3 separate regions of the Homo sapiens genome follow, and all the other regions are linked to region 1. A link is a loop called in an ENCODE intact Hi-C map of the cell type or tissue named here. Cell type or tissue: dorsolateral prefrontal cortex. All regions are shown on one strand.

What was found. A loop is a pair of places that touch in the nucleus more often than their neighbours do. Peaks named below come from ENCODE experiments on the same cell type or tissue, not always from the same donor. Only the 100,000 strongest peaks of a DNase experiment are listed, where the experiment ranks them.
Region 2: it touches region 1 in a loop (3-fold over the local background); 23 of 110 quality-filtered maps call a loop at or near these places.
Region 3: it touches region 1 in a loop (4-fold over the local background); 2 of 110 quality-filtered maps call a loop at or near these places.

What each region holds. Positions count from the first base shown.
Region 1 is chr20:10,088,488-10,093,487 of GRCh38, reverse strand. The region is part of intron 3 of SNAP25-AS1 (SNAP25 antisense RNA 1); the gene reads left to right. Among named protein-coding and RNA genes, the nearest start is that of ANKEF1, 56 kb to the right of the region's middle. In dorsolateral prefrontal cortex, a CTCF peak has its summit at 2,724 (motif pointing right); DNase peaks (open chromatin) are centred at 127 and 2,767; H3K27ac peaks cover 1,759 bases.
Region 2 is chr20:10,424,623-10,429,622 of GRCh38, reverse strand. All of the region lies in intron 1 of MKKS (MKKS centrosomal shuttling protein), which reads left to right. The region is part of intron 1 of LOC128706665; the gene reads left to right. The region is part of intron 1 of LOC128706666; the gene reads left to right. Among named protein-coding and RNA genes, the nearest start is that of MKKS, 7.1 kb to the left of the region's middle. RefSeq lists a silencer at 1,311-1,360. In dorsolateral prefrontal cortex, CTCF peaks have their summits at 2,100 and 2,316 (motif pointing right); a DNase peak (open chromatin) is centred at 2,332.
Region 3 is chr20:10,169,795-10,174,794 of GRCh38, reverse strand. The region is part of intron 2 of SNAP25-AS1 (SNAP25 antisense RNA 1); the gene reads left to right. It overlaps LOC105372524 (a long non-coding RNA gene), which reads right to left and starts at 2,366. Exons shown (of 4, transcript NR_187933.1): 1 at 2,009-2,366. In dorsolateral prefrontal cortex, no CTCF peak of the experiment used is centred here; DNase peaks (open chromatin) are centred at 1,304, 2,174, 2,424 and 2,704; H3K4me3 peaks cover 2,093 bases; H3K27ac peaks cover 4,020 bases.

The sequences.
Region 1 (5,000 bases):
TCCTGGTATATTCCTTAGCCCCAGGGCCTCTATGCTGACTCACCTTGTCTGGGTTTGCTTGCTAGCTGCTGCATTTTCTCTCTGCTACAGTGGCCAGCACAGCTGCTGTTTTTTTCCAAAGCCCTCTTTCACAGAGCTGTTAGGTAGGAGGCCACTGCGTTTCCATGATTGTGCGGATGACATATGTGTCTGACAGGGATTCTAGCACCTCAAAGCTGGCCTGGGATGGAGAGCTCACCAAAAATACTGCAGTTGCTGGATGCCAGGGAATTTATTGAGCTTTGGAGCCAGCAGGATGCAGAGTAAACAGCATAGAAATAGAGTGAGTCAGGATGCTTAATCCTGACTTTGCCTCTTGGCTAATTGTATGGCCTTGAGTGGGACCCTTGACCTGCATTTCTTTAATTGAGACAAGGTAGCCTCTGAAGTCCCTTTCAGCTCTAAAATGCTAGAATTCAAGGACCGAATAGGGCTTTATAAAAATGAAATGCCAGAAAGCATGGAGTTAGTTGTCTAATTAGAGGAAGTTCTGATAGGCTAGAACACTGGTTCTCAAAGTGGGGTCCCTAAACCTGCAGCATCGCAACATCACCTAGGAACTTGTTAGATCACAGCTCACTGCAGCCTCGAACTTCTCAGCTGAAGGGATCTTCCTCCCATGTAGATGGGACAACAGGCTCACACCACAATGCCTGGCTAATTTTTAAAAAGTTTTTGTAGAGATGGGGTCTCACTATATTGCCCAGGCTGGTCTCAAACTCCTGGCCTCGAGTGATACTCCTGCCTCGGCTTACCAAAGCACTGGGATTACAGGCATGAGCCACCATGCTGGGCCCAGAACTTGTTAGAAATGCAAATTTTCAGGCTCCACTCCAGACCCTCTGAAGCACTCTCTCAGCAGGTACTCATGTTCACATGAGAAAGAGGTAACCAGCTCTATTAGCAAAGGTAGATAATTAATTAACCAACTTATTCATGGATAACCTATTTCTGTGTGCAAGAAACTGTTTTATTCTTGGGGTGAAAGTAAAGGTGAAGGTGCACAGCTATTGTAAGAGAGTGTGAGAGTAGGGCCCAGCAATTTGTGTATTAACGAGCTCTTCAGGTGATTTGAATACAGGTTCAAGTTTGAGACTTACTGATCTAAAGCTGTGTTATTCCAAGTGTGGCTCACATCATCGGCATCATCTGGGAGCTGCCCGAAGAAGCAAAAGCTTAGCACTACCTCTTTAGAACTCCTGTGCCAGAATCTCCATTTAACAAGATTCCCAGTGATTTGAATGCACATAACAGCTGAGAAATCCTGGGTGCAGCCTCCATTCTTGGAGAGTGTAATCCAATAGAAAGGGGTTGGGGGGAGTGGCAGCAGGAGAGCAGAAATTTACATTTCTAAAAAGCTCCCAAACACGGCTGATGTTGCAGGTTCAGGGACCACTTTGAGTAACAAGGCTCTAGATTTTAGCCCAGGCTTAGAATCTTGAATATGGAAGGGTTTCAACCCAGAAGTTGGTTTCAGCTACACTGTACAGATGTGCAGGTTGTGCACTGCCAAATTCCAGAAGGCAACATTTGCATAGACTGAGTCAAGAACCTGAACCCCAAAGCTAAGAGGCAGGGGCTAGCTAAAGAGTGGGTTTTAGAGAGTGTTAGAATTGGGTTTGGATCCTAATCCTGCCACTTACTTAGTTGACCTTGGGAAATATATTTAACTCTGAGCCTCGATTTCCTCATCTGTAAAATGGAGATGAACATACCTGTGTCCCAATATAAGATACTCAACAGTAAGCACCCAGTAGAAGCCCAGATATTTGCAAATAGCTATTCTCTCTGGACTTTCCTTTCAACCAAGGGAAGAGTAGTTGTATAGGTTCCTTTCCTCCTTCAGTCTCATCCTGGCCAGTGGCCTAATCCCCTGGTCAGGCTGAAGGCCAGGTGAGTATCATGGGCTTTTCTTTAGAGCTCCCAGGGGTCAGATGAAGGTGATACCACCATAATGCAGACTGTTTCTATTTAGGAAAGCTTCCCATGGGTTTGTACAAATCAGTTCATAAAAATGACCAACACAGCCAGTTTCAAACCATGCCCTGAGTTCACGTGCTTACCAAAGTCATAAAAAACAGCAATAGTTTCTGGTCCCACCAAGGCTTTGATGCCCCTGGTGCCTGGAATCACTCAAAGGCTTTGCAGGGGAAGGCACTTTGGCCCACTGGACCTGGAAATCTTCGCTCTTCTGCATAAAGAACCCATTTAGACCCCTTGTGTGTTTCTGTGCGAGAAAGACCATCAGAAATTCTCTGAAACAAACCTAAAGATGCATTTGGGGTGAGGGAGAGCCCATTTGGGGGTACAAGCAGGCAAGCAGGATACTTTTGAAAATCAGTTGCTTATATAGGTGTAGGTCTGTGTCTGGAGTCTGTACTCTGTCCATTGATAATTATGTCTACCCTTATATCAATCCATGCTGTCTTGATTCCTGTTAAGTCTTGACATCTGGTATAATCTTTCAACTGAAAAATAAAAAGCTCATTAAAACACAAACCAGGGGAAGGCTATGAGACCAGATAAATCTTGATCAGAAACTAGACATAATTAAATTTATTTCTTTGCAGTTTACGAGAAGCAAAATAAGTATATATACATATTTCTAAATTCAGGGACTGGTTGAAATTTTAGCAGGAGCTGAGAGGCTGAGTTCTGAGGGATTTCAGCCTAAGAATAGCCACTAGAGGGCCTAGGAGATCCAGAAACACTGCATGGTGTTTGTAGGAGCCAGGCAGGCCCAGAGAGCCGCCAAGGCCTGAGTATGGTGTTCAAGGTGAACCTGATTCCTGAAAACCTCACCAGGTGCTCACCTTCACATGAGAAAGAAGTAACCAGCTCTGTTAGGGAAACTAGATAATTCATTAAGCAATTTATTCACCAATAACCTATTTCTGCATGCAAGACACCGTTCTATTCTTGGGGTTAAGGGAAGCTGAGAATGCAGGACTATTATAAGCAGGCCTCTCACTTAGGGCTCAGTGATGGCATCAAGGACCAGCTTGGGAGGTGTGGGCTTTGATGCCCATTATTTCCATGTGCTGCACCAATAAACTTAAAATCAAGATAAAAACAGCGTGTGTGCTAAGCAAATACAGCTTCAAGTCAAATCCCTTTAGGTCACTAGACTGCCACACTTTAATCCCTCTACAGAAACTCTAGAGTTTTTGTGATTGGAGCTTTGTGATGTGTCTTGAAGCAGGGATGAAGCTGATTTCTCTATTATTGTTTAAAAAGTCCTTAAAGTATGCAGTACTTTACAGACAGAATACAAAAAAAGTTTAGAAAGTCACCTTTCCTAGAGAGACCTAGGGGCTATCTAGTTACGGCATGTGCTAGAAAATGACCTACAAGGTATGTTCTAGCCTGAGGAATTGCTGGCATGTGAATCATGAGGACAGATGCATGGGCAGAATGTGCCATTTCCTCTGTCAGCATCTGCTAGGCAAGAGATGCCTTCCCCTAGGCCCCCTGGCTCTGCAGTTTTCCCGCCTATGGGAGGCCTTTTACCAACATGACCTATGCCACCCACCCTCACTCCCACACCACCACATCTGGCAGCAAATTTTGTAAGCCAGGAAGTTTGGGGGGTACAAAAGAGGGGCTCCTTGAAGTGGGAGAAGGGTCTCCCAGTCCATGGATAGCTCTAAAAGAGCTGAGTCCTAGATGACTTGCAGATATGGTCTCCTCCATGATCAGAGCTTCTAAAAGAGGAAAGAAATTGGTTCTTTCATCATGTTTCCTTGGCCATGGGAGAAAGTCAGATAAAACAAGCAAGATAAAACAGATGTTATCAAGCAATGCAGTGATGCTTCCCTTTCTTATAGAAATTTCCTTTTCAGAGGGTAAAAACCCAGTTAACTTCTCATATACCAATTTCCCCAGGATATAAGGAGGGTCTTCCCTGTAAGATTTGCTGTCTGGATTACTGAGGCCAGCCCCTCTGACTTCTCTCTTTCCACCTGTTTATATTAGGAAAGCTTGCCATGGGTTTGCACAAATCGATTCATAAAAATGACCAACGCAGCCAGTTGCAAACCATGCCCTGGGTTCACTTACTTACCAAAGTCACAAAAAACAGTAATAGTTCCTGGCCCTGGAAAGAGAGAGGTCATAGGGACTGGCCTCAGTAATCCACACCCATCCTCCTATAGATACAACTTTTGTCTGATCACTCTTTGCTCCCTAGCTTCTATCATGAGTTCAAGTGTCCTTACCCGACTCCCAAGGACAGGCCATCCTTTCCACTCAGTACTCATCCTTTACTCTTGTAACTGCTCAACAGGTTCATTTTGCCAGCTGTCCAGATAGAATCGATTTATCAAGACAGAGAAATTGCCATAAAGAGTTTAATTCTCGCAGAGCCGGCAGAATGCGAGGCCAGAGTTTTATTACTACTCAAGTCAATCTTACCAAAAATTTGGAGACTGGGGATTTTAAGGATAAATTGATGGGTAGGGGGTGCAGGAAGTGGAAAGTGCTGATTGGTTGGGTTGGAGATGAAGTCATGAAAAGTTGAAGCTGTCCTCTTGTCCTCATTCCCAGATGGTTAGGCATTCTAAGTCACAGCATGAGATGGGAGGTCAGTACAAGATATAGGCCATAAAGACCTTGCTGATAAAACAGATTACAGTAAAGAAGATGGCCAAAACCCACCAAAACCAAGAGAGCAATGAGAGTGACCTCTGGTCATCCTCATTGCTCATTATAGGTCAATTATAATGCTTTAGCATGCTAAGAGACACTCCCACCAGCACCATGACAATGTACAGGTGCATGGCAACGTCAGGAATTTACCCTATATGGTCTAAAAGCCTGAGGAACCGTTAGTTACAGGAATTGCCCAGTCCTTTCCTGGAAAGCTCATTATTAATCCACCCTTTGTTTAGCATATAATCAAGAAAAAACCATAAAAATGGGCAACCAGCAGCCCTCAGGGCTGCTCTGCCTATGGAGTAGCC
Region 2 (5,000 bases), 340 kb before region 1:
TGAATGGCTTAGTAGATGATGCTTTTTGTTAACGAAACAGGAAATCCAGGTGGAACAGCAGTTTGGGAGGGAAAGAGGACTTATTTTTATATGAGATGAATTGAGACTATTTGTGGGGACGGTTAGTTCAAAGGTGTACAGTAGCAGTTTATTATGTGGGTCTAAGCTGGAGATGAACGTGTGAGAGCCAGAGTGGATGCATGATCATAGAAGTTTGGGGATTGAATGAGACCGCCCAGGAAACAAACACTACCAAAGACAGATCTTTGATAAGGATGAATAGGTGGATGGAAACCAGCAGGCTATTAAAGGAGACTAAGAAGGAACAGTATAGAGTCCTGAGTACTTAGGAGTCTCAAGAACACATCAAAAGGCTACAGGGAGATTATGTAAGGGGAAGGATTGGTGATCTTTATGGTCAGAACACTTTCCATGGAGAATGAAACAAAAGCAGATTGCTTGGGTTTGAAGATGGAATGGGAAGTGACTAGGAAAAGATGCATTATTTGAAAGGAAAGAGATTGTGTAGTACTGGGAAGGAAGATGGTAAAGGGCAGTTGCCTTAGGGAATTTGTTTTTGACTCTTTTCAGTGGAGAAAAATAGTCATAGTTATGCAAAAGAGAAAGGCCCTTAAGAGTGGAAGGTTGGAGGTAGATGAGAGGGGATAATGAAGTTAGAACCCCAAAGACACAGTAGAAAGTGGGACTGGAACACAGGTAATAGGAATACCAGTTCTTCTGACAGCAGGCAAGGAGTTTTATTTATTTATTTATTTATTGAGACGGAGTCTTGCTCTGTCACCTAGGCTGGAGTGCAATGGCGCGATCTCGACTCACTGTAATGTAACCTCTGCCTCCTGGATTCAAGCGATTCTCCTGTTTCAGCCTCCCAGGTAACTGGGATTACAGGTGCACCCACCACATCCAGCTAATTTTTCATATTTTTGGTAGAAATGGGGTTTCACCATCTTGGCCAAACTGGTCTCAAAATCCTGACCTCAAGTGATCCACCTTCCTCAGCCTCCCCGAGTGCTGGAATTAGAGGCGTGAGCCACCGCGCCCAGCTGAAAGAAGATTTAGTTGAGAGCTAAGGTGCACATAAGGGGACAACAAGTTAGAGGTGTTCATACCTAAAGAGCTATAATGTCCTCTGGCCAATAGGTTATCTGCAGAAATGAAGGTGGAGCATACAATTAAAATCTTGAAAATGATGAAGGGTAGAAATGGGCTCTTTAGGGATTCAGAACATACCAGGAACATAAAGTGTTTGCTGTAGCACTAAAGGCCCATTCATCTAGGTATCTGATCTGGAACAATCTGGCTATCTGCATGATACCTACTCCCCTCTCCTCCACCAATCACCAGCATCAAATGGCAGCCAGGGTGTAAAAACAGTGAAAGGGGACAGGATTCTCAGACAACTCTATAAACCACTACAACCATTGTGATAAACCACAGCTTGCTGGTAAGCTAGTTTTCACTTCTCATTAGTTGTTAATCACTTGCTTAATATTTGAGACTGCCTACAATTAGTGAAACCCCCATATAAGACTTATGATGCTTTCAGTATATTTTTTATTTACAAATACATTAAATTCACAGCAATGAGCAGGGAGGAATAGCAAAAGACATAAGATACTTACGCATACCTGTTTCGGCCTTCTGACTGCAGATCCACTCCTGACTCAGTTACGCTGTTAGCAGCCCAGCTCTTGGATATAGGTCAAGCTGACCTTGAATGGTTTGGTGGGGAAGGTGGTAGGATTTGCAGAATGGAAACTTTAGAACTCAATTATGATCCATGGGTTCATTAAGAATTACAGTATTGTTTTTGGGGTGTGTGTTTTTACAAGACTGGAGAAGTCCAGCAAAATGAGTGTTATTTTAGGTGATATAGTTGGAAAAGAAAAAGGAAAACGATTGTTCTGTTTACCATGTCAGTTCATTTCATAGCACAGTTGAAGACCACGTGCAGTCTTTTCTATTGTGTACACAGAAAAAATGCCACAATTCAAACTGCTGTATTAAAAATTGAGGATAAAAAATAACTTTTGAATGTTGATGATGAGAATTCAGAAATGAAGAATTCACAAATACCTAAAGCCAACATTGTCATTGTAAAAGAAAAGGCATAGTACAATTCCAGTAAACTTCATAAAGTTTCATTATCACAAGAGCTGGGTTAATTGGTTTTTAATATTCTATCTAATGTTCTTCTCATGATTAAATTACATTCAGTGGAAGTTTTTAAAAATTACAATTTTTTCAAATCACAACAGCAATTAAGACCAAAAAGAATCCGTTTTACACTGTGTCCAAAAGGCCAGCAGATGGCGCCCAGCAAGCCCAATAGGCAAAATGAGAACATTTGATGTAACATTCCCTGCATCCAAGTTATTTTAGGCCTAATTTTGCAGGAAGCAATTAAAAAAACTTGATGGCTTTAACTAATACTATGCTAGATAGAATAATCTGATGGCTAGATCCAGCTGTTTGGGAAGTTCTAGGAAGCTTGCTTGCCTTTTTGCCCTTAACCTTACTTTGTGTGTGTGTGTGTGTGTGTGTGTGTGTGTGTGTGTGTGTGTGTGTGTGTCAGTGTTTTCTTTTCTTGGCCTTTAAGCTACTCTAAAAGATTACAGTATTTATAATGAGGTAGAAGCATAGCAAGTTCTCCCTCTTCTGTTCATTAATCTCTTGCTGTCATTCTATACTGAGAACTAAATTAAAGAAAACTGAACTAACCCAGCTAATCTCAACCATTAGTAGGTCACGGATGTGTTTTTGGAGGATATAGACTCTTTTGCCCTCTAATTTTTTTGTTTTTCTTACCTCCAGAACTGTAAGATGCCCTCTAATTTTGGACAAGTGAAATGACAGCTGTTAACCTTTTATATACCTGACATGAAAATCAGCCAAGGACATGCCACGGGGCGTGCATGGCTCATGCCTGTAATCCCAGCACTTTGGGAGGCTGAGGCGGACATATCACTTGAGGCCAGGAGTTGAGACCAGCCTGGGCAACATGGTGAAACCCCGTCTCTACTAAAATACAAAAATTAGTCGGGCATGGTGGCGTGGGCCTGTAATCTCAGCTACCTGGGAGGCTGAGGTACGAGAATCCCTTAAATCTGGCATGCGGAGGTGAGCCGAGATCACACCACTACGCTCCCCCTTGGGCAACAGAGTGAGACTGTCCCAAAAAAAGAAAAAAGAACAACATGCCAGGCATGATGCCCCAAGCTAGTTGACCTCAGTGATCCTCAAGGGTGTGCCTCACGCCCTCCAAATGTTCCCCTCATCCGTGATCACACACTGGAAATCCTGATAGACAGTACTGCCCAAGCTGGGGCACTAATTCTTGACTTGAAGAATTGCTTAGTAGAGTACTAGGCAAGACTTTAAAGACTTCACATCTAAATTGAATGCCACAGTTAACTGACAGTAATCTTAGAATCAATCATTTAATGTTTCTTCATTTATAAAATGATCTCATAAAGTTGCTATGAAAGCAAAACAAAATGAAAAATATGAAACTTTTGAATAATTTAAGACCATACTTTTGAGAGAAGAATATGAAAAGCATAATCCACATTAAGATTGCCTCTAAACTTTTTCTAAACTTAACAAAAGACATTTTAGTAAATGAAACTATAAATATCAACTCTATTTTACTTGATCTAAAATTTACTAATCTCATTTCATGTCTCTTGATTTCTCTATCCTTCTAAAGGAGTCTTTTTTTAGAAATATGTTTAAAGAAGATTCAGGAAAGAAAGAAAGGGCAGTGGCAAGTACATTAGAGGGTAAGGAAGGGAAAAAATCTCATTTCTCTTGTTGCTTTGCTCCAAACTTGAAAAGTTCAATAAATGAGCATCAAACACTAACTTATTTTAGGGATTAACCAGTTACTGCTCATCAAATCTGATCATTTTGAGCTTATTCTTGAGAAATCTTTGTTTTAGACTCAGAATCTCTACAAGACAGTCCATGCCTCTTGGAACAACTTGCCAAGTGTTTTGAGGGAAGGACCATCTCAAGGCAAACTGTAAATAGCTTAAGTTTGTTTCACAAATTGGATCTCCCAGTCTGTCTGCTTCTCAGTATCATGAACCTTTCTAAAAGTCAAGGTTTTAAAAACTTTCTTGTCAAGTTCATTTGAAAAATGAGTTAATTTTTAAGAAATTTGTTAATTCTGAAAAGCAGCACATAGAGGCTTTGAGCATGGACTCTGGAGTATTTACACAAATATTTATTGCCATAGCATATTTTGCAATAAAGCATTGAAAAATCTCAAATTTCTTTCAATCACAGATTGGTCAAATTAGGATATCGCCATTATAATCAAATGCTGTATAGCTCTTAAAAATGATAATGGAGATTTATATTCTTTGCAAGAGGGATTACAAAACAGCATGTGTATCATGATCACATTTTTGTTACACCCAAAAGATTTTAGCTCTCTTTTCCTTGTTTCTATATTTGCTAACTTTAAAAAGTAAGGTTATACTATACTATATTTATTAGAAAAGAACAGTAATGCTAATTTTCTTTCTTTCTTTTTTTTTTTTTGAGACGGAGTTTAGCTCTTGTTGCCTAGGTGGGAGTGCAATGGCATGATCTTGGCTCACTGCAACCTCCGCCTCCCAGGTTCAAGTGATTCTTCTGCCTCAGCCTCCCGAGTAGCTGGGATTACAGGCGCCTGCCACCACACCAGCCTAATTTTTTGTATTTTTAGTAGAGACAGGGTTTCACCATGTTGGCCAGACTGGTCTCAAACTCCTGACCTCAGGTGATCCACCTGCCTCGGCCTCCCAAAGTGCTGGGATTACAGGCATGAGCCACCGTGCCCTGCTCTAATTTTCATTTTGTAAAAAACCACAGAGGAACTAAGAAGAAAAAAAGTGCTAAATTTAAATTGTATCCCCAAAATATGTTTGATTGTAAGTAAAAGCTCTGCAAGAGTTTATAAACAAAATAAATAACACATTACCTCGCTAACT
Region 3 (5,000 bases), 81 kb before region 1:
GCGGCATATCATAGAAAACTCAGTTCAAAGTTTTCTTGGGTGAAAAGGGGGATTTAATATCTGTTACTGGAAGTATCTGGCTTCAGAAGTGGTATTAATTAGATTTCAGTCTTTTTCACTCTATGAATAATCTCTTTTCCTCTATGTTGCCTTAATTTACAAGCAGATTTTCTCCATGTGGTGGCAAAATGCCTGCTGGAAGCTCAAGGCTCCCATGTTTTCTCCTAAATAACTGCAGCAGAAACAGATCTTTCCCTTCCCAATAGTTTCAGCCAGTCTTGAGACTGATTTTCATTGGACCCCCTTGTATCACATCTTCTGCCTGAACCAATTACTTCTTTCAGGGGAATGGAAAAATGCAAAGGGGCCAAACTGGTAGCCTGCTATTCCCTGAAAAAAGTAAATGGGAGGTGATGATGGGGTTAGTGTAACTCAATCAAGTGGACCAAGAAAGAGTGGGGTTTCCAAAGGAACATCAGGTGCTATTAGTGGAAGGGAGAACAGATGCTGACCAGCAAACTAGCAGCTCCCACGAGAGCAGAGGTTTTCAGTCTTACTGTTGTTATAGTCACCTGGGGGAGCTTTTAGAAAACACCTCTAGAGGTATGGTCTGAGGTATGGCCTGGGCATCAGTGTTATTTTAAATTCTCCAAGTGCTTCTAGTGAATAGCCAAGCAAGAGAATTGCTGTGTTAGAGATATTAATAGGTCATTAAACCTTACCCTAAGGATACCTTGAAGTGCTATGGTTTTGTTAGTTTAGGTTTTATGTTAGTTTAAAGGAGTGCATCTCTCAGGTAGAGTTTCCAACTCTAGAGGAGGCCAAGAGTCAGTGTGGTGCAGTGATCTGGGAATAGATTGGGGTGGGTAGGTGGGAAGCTGTAATTGCCCCCAATCTGAAATACATTAGCAACCTCCTTCTGTGTACACAGCTGCCAGTCCTGATGGAAACTTCCGAAATTAAAATTTGAGAAATCTTTTTTTCCAGAAAGCCAAAGAATACACTCTGATGCCCCCAATTACAGAACGAGAAGTACAGAAGGTTAGGTACCTGGTCAGAGGCCACTTCCTCCAGGGTTAAATGTATAGACCCTTGGGAGTCCCTGGCATCATTCAGCCTGTTGAGCCCACCCCTGGCTCCCTGACATCGTATCAGTGTGGGGTGGAACAGCCATTGCTATCTCTGCTACTGCAGTGTTTTCTCTCAGCTGGTTGGAGGACTGGATTCTCCTCATCTCTCCAGTGAGGAAAAGTTCTGGCCAATCACAAGAAGCCAACTGGAGACTGCAAATATGGGGATGAGATGGCAAAATCTGTTTTTGGAGCTGCAGGAGACACACCTCTCCGTGTGCAGAGATGCCCCAGAAACTTGTCAGGCGGGCATTGGCAGCTGCTGAACGCCCAGGGTTGCGTGGGGGTTTCGGAGGCTGTCTGGGTCTCCACACTCGGAATTCCACGTCTTCCCTTACCGAGGTCGAGGCCCTGGGAAAACCACTCTGTGTTGCTTCTCTCGCAATTTTAACTTCCAAGAAACCGGAAGAAGAGAATGCCCAGGGAAAAGCAGTGGATGCAGGAGGCAAAGTAATGGATTGCAAATCCCAACCCCAAAACCTTGATTCCTGTCTGCGTTCCTGCCTCAACCTCAGTTTTCTCTTCTGTAGAATGGGATATTAGATAATGTTTGACAGTCCTCCAGGCTCTGTGGGTTCTGAAGCTATGATGAGGCGGCAGCAGCCACTAACCTGCTTTGCTTTGGGGGCAACTCGTGGTTTGCAGCCGATGGATTGTTTATGACCCTTCTCATTTTTAAGAGCAAAAGACACCTCCTTTCCTCCTTGTCATTTTCTTCCCTCCTGTCCACCATCACTGTCATGGCAGGAGCATGAACTTTGGGTTAATGTCTAAAGTGTGTGAAGGGCAGGCCAGCCAAGTCCCATCTCTACGGTTTTACTTCCTATATCACACAGGGAGCTGTTTTGCACTTCTGCAGTTATGAAAGCTCAAGTTACCTTCCATTTTTGTTCCTCTCCGGTCGTCTGTCTTCCTCCCCCTCTCCTCTCCAGTCCTGACCCCGCTTCCTTCGCTGCCGTTTACTGATCACCCGCGTTGTGATGACGCCAGGCATTGTGCCAAAGGCGAGGGCCCGAATTCATCAGGGGGTGGATTAGAAGGCTCTGTCCTAAGCGAGCCTATCTTCTAACAGAGCAGATGTAGAAATAAACAAACAGTGACAATGCAGCCACAGCACAGCGCCCCGAGGGCTCCCGCGGAAATGAGCACAGGCTGTTTGGAAAGCCCACGGGAGGCCCCTTGACCCAGGGGATGCCTTGCTGGCGCCCCTCGGCTCGGTGGCAGCGGTGGCAGATTGCAGGCGGCGCGGGGGTGGTGCTGTCACCAGCCCTGCCAGTGCCGCAGTGAGTCAGGAACCCCGCCTCCCAGCCTGCGCCCGCGAACAAATCACCGCCACCCAACTCACTGCGGCACCGGACAGATTCCCTCCCGTCTACACCCTCACCGCTGCCCCGTCCTCCCTCCTGGGTGCCCCCCCCGCCCCCCCGCGCCTTCTGCTCTTCCCTGGGCTCTGGCTCCCCGACCTTCCGCCCGGCCCGCTGCTTTAGCAGCCCGAGGGGTGGGGGTGGCCGGCCCAGCTCTAGGGAGGCAATCGCCCCGCTCCGGTGTTCCTTTGCATCAGGAAGCTTGCTGGGGAAAGGGGAGAAACAGAAACAGTGAAATGACTCAGGATTTTTGAAGGGCTGGGACACAGTAGCGCAGAGGCCTCACTTCAGAAGAGGTGGGAGGCAAGACGCTTTGCCAGTCTCTGTGCCTCAAACACAGGGCCCCTGCCCAAGCTCTGAGCTTGAATTTCTGCAGGAGAGTAGAAATGCAGATATAATTTATAGCTCTAAAAATAAACGGATGATTTTGGATGAATTCACACCAAGCAGGTGACCCAGAAAAAGGAAGTAAGCTCTCAGAACCTTGAGCGTCCACAAAATAATCTCTGCTGGACAGAGATCGAGTTCTCTCAGCCGGCTGCCTTTCCAGTTGACCTTTAGGGAAGAAAGGATGGAAATGAAAAGTAGTGACTAGAGTCATTTCAGTCTCAAACTACCCAAAGGTACGTCGCAGCAAAGCCACTCTGAGATGTATCCCGCTGGTTTGAGACCCCCTGGCTATGAGGGTCACAGGTTCTGCAGGAGTTCCTGCTGTAGCTAGGATTGACTTTGTACCTCCCGGGTCACTAGCCATGGGCTAATGGCGAGGAATGGTGCTGCCTTGGCCTCTGGGATCAAAGACTTAGCTCAGGCCCCGATGGGCTTCAACCAAGATGGGCAGTAATTTGTTCAGTAAAACATATGACTCGGAATCTCAGCTCTTAGAGTGGCAGTGGGAAGCTTCTCGTTTCTCTGGTCCATACCAGTTTGCTATCAGATGAGGAAATGGCTGCCCGTCCTTCATACAGCAGCCAAGGTCACATTCAGGGAACCTAAGTCAGTTCATACCCTCATCTGCTCAGATTCCCCCACTGCCTTCCCATCCAAAGTCATTACCAAAGCTAAAAGACCCTCCAGGATTGGGCCCCTGTTATCGCTCACCTCCTTGCCTTCCATTCTCCCGGCTGTTCCCTCTGCTCCAGAAGTACTGGCCTTCTCCCTGTTCCTTGAAGATGCCAGGTGCACCCCAACTTCATGGCCTTCCTGCTGTCCCCTCCACCTGGAACTCTATTCCCTCAGATATTTATTTTATTTCACTGCTCAAAAGACCATCCTATCCAAAACAGCATCTTTTTCACAGCACTTTTGTTCTCTATTGCTTTCATGTCCTTATTATATATTTATGTATTGGTTTATCATATATCTTCCCTAGAAGGTAAGTTCCCTTAGAGCAAGGACTTTGTCTTGTGGACTGTTCTATTCCCAGTGTCTGACACGTTGTAGGTGTCAGACCTGTAAAAAGAACGAGGTTGGAATAGGCCCCATAATTTGCTTAACTTCATGCAGTCGGTTAGTGGCACAGCCAGGAACCAAACCCTCATTTCCTCCTCCTGGTCTAGAACTTTTCAAGAATCTCACCATCAAGCTGGTTATATGGAAATGATTTTGAAATGGAATCAGATTGGACAATGACCACTGGACAAGCTGGACACCTTTTGAGCGAGATGCACTTTTTAGGGTCTTCTAATCTCTCTAAAAGCTCAAATGCTCCTTGCTTTGGAATGTGAATATCTATAAAATTGATAAGTTCCAATAGATGTTGAGAGGTTCACAAGGCAGTACCAACCTCTGGTCTTTCTTGATATTTCTTCTTTAGTCACCTTTGAAGGCTTGGCTGGATGCCAAATTTTATGGAGTTGAGGGCCTTTGTAATGCAGCTCATCCTACCCATTAAGGCCAAAGCTATTTTTGGAAGAGTGAGTCCTGCCAACTGAACCCAAAATTATAAAATCATAAAATCTGTATCAATATGTTGGAGTGTGGCTGGTGATCATCTGGGCAAAGACGAGCATTCTAAGAGGTTCAGTCCTCTTGAGGCTGTTTTTTGAGCTAAGAAAAGTTCCTTTCCTTAGCAATGATTTACTTTCTCTTCTAAGGTTGTGTATTATAAAGAAAGTCCAAGAATTTCAGCAGTGCTAGTACTTTTTAAAATAGCATGATGCAAAGAAATAATTCCCAGAGTTAGAGACAGGAAAACTGGGTTTGTGTCTTGGTTTCTCTATATACCAACTCTGTGACCTCCTTTGTACTCTGAGTCCCCATTTGAACAGTTAGGGTCATCCTATCCAACTGAGAACACCATTGTGAGGGTCAGATGAGTTAGTGTGGAATAAAGTGCCTTGTAAGCACTATAGGATTGGATACTACAGTGCCCAGCATGATGCTATTAGAAAGAATATATATATTCTTATAATTGAGAACCAAAGTCCACCTTTCTGAGGCTACACTCAGGGTGGGGGATATGTACAAAACAAAGCCCACTGGGGTATAATAAAAAAAGTTGAGA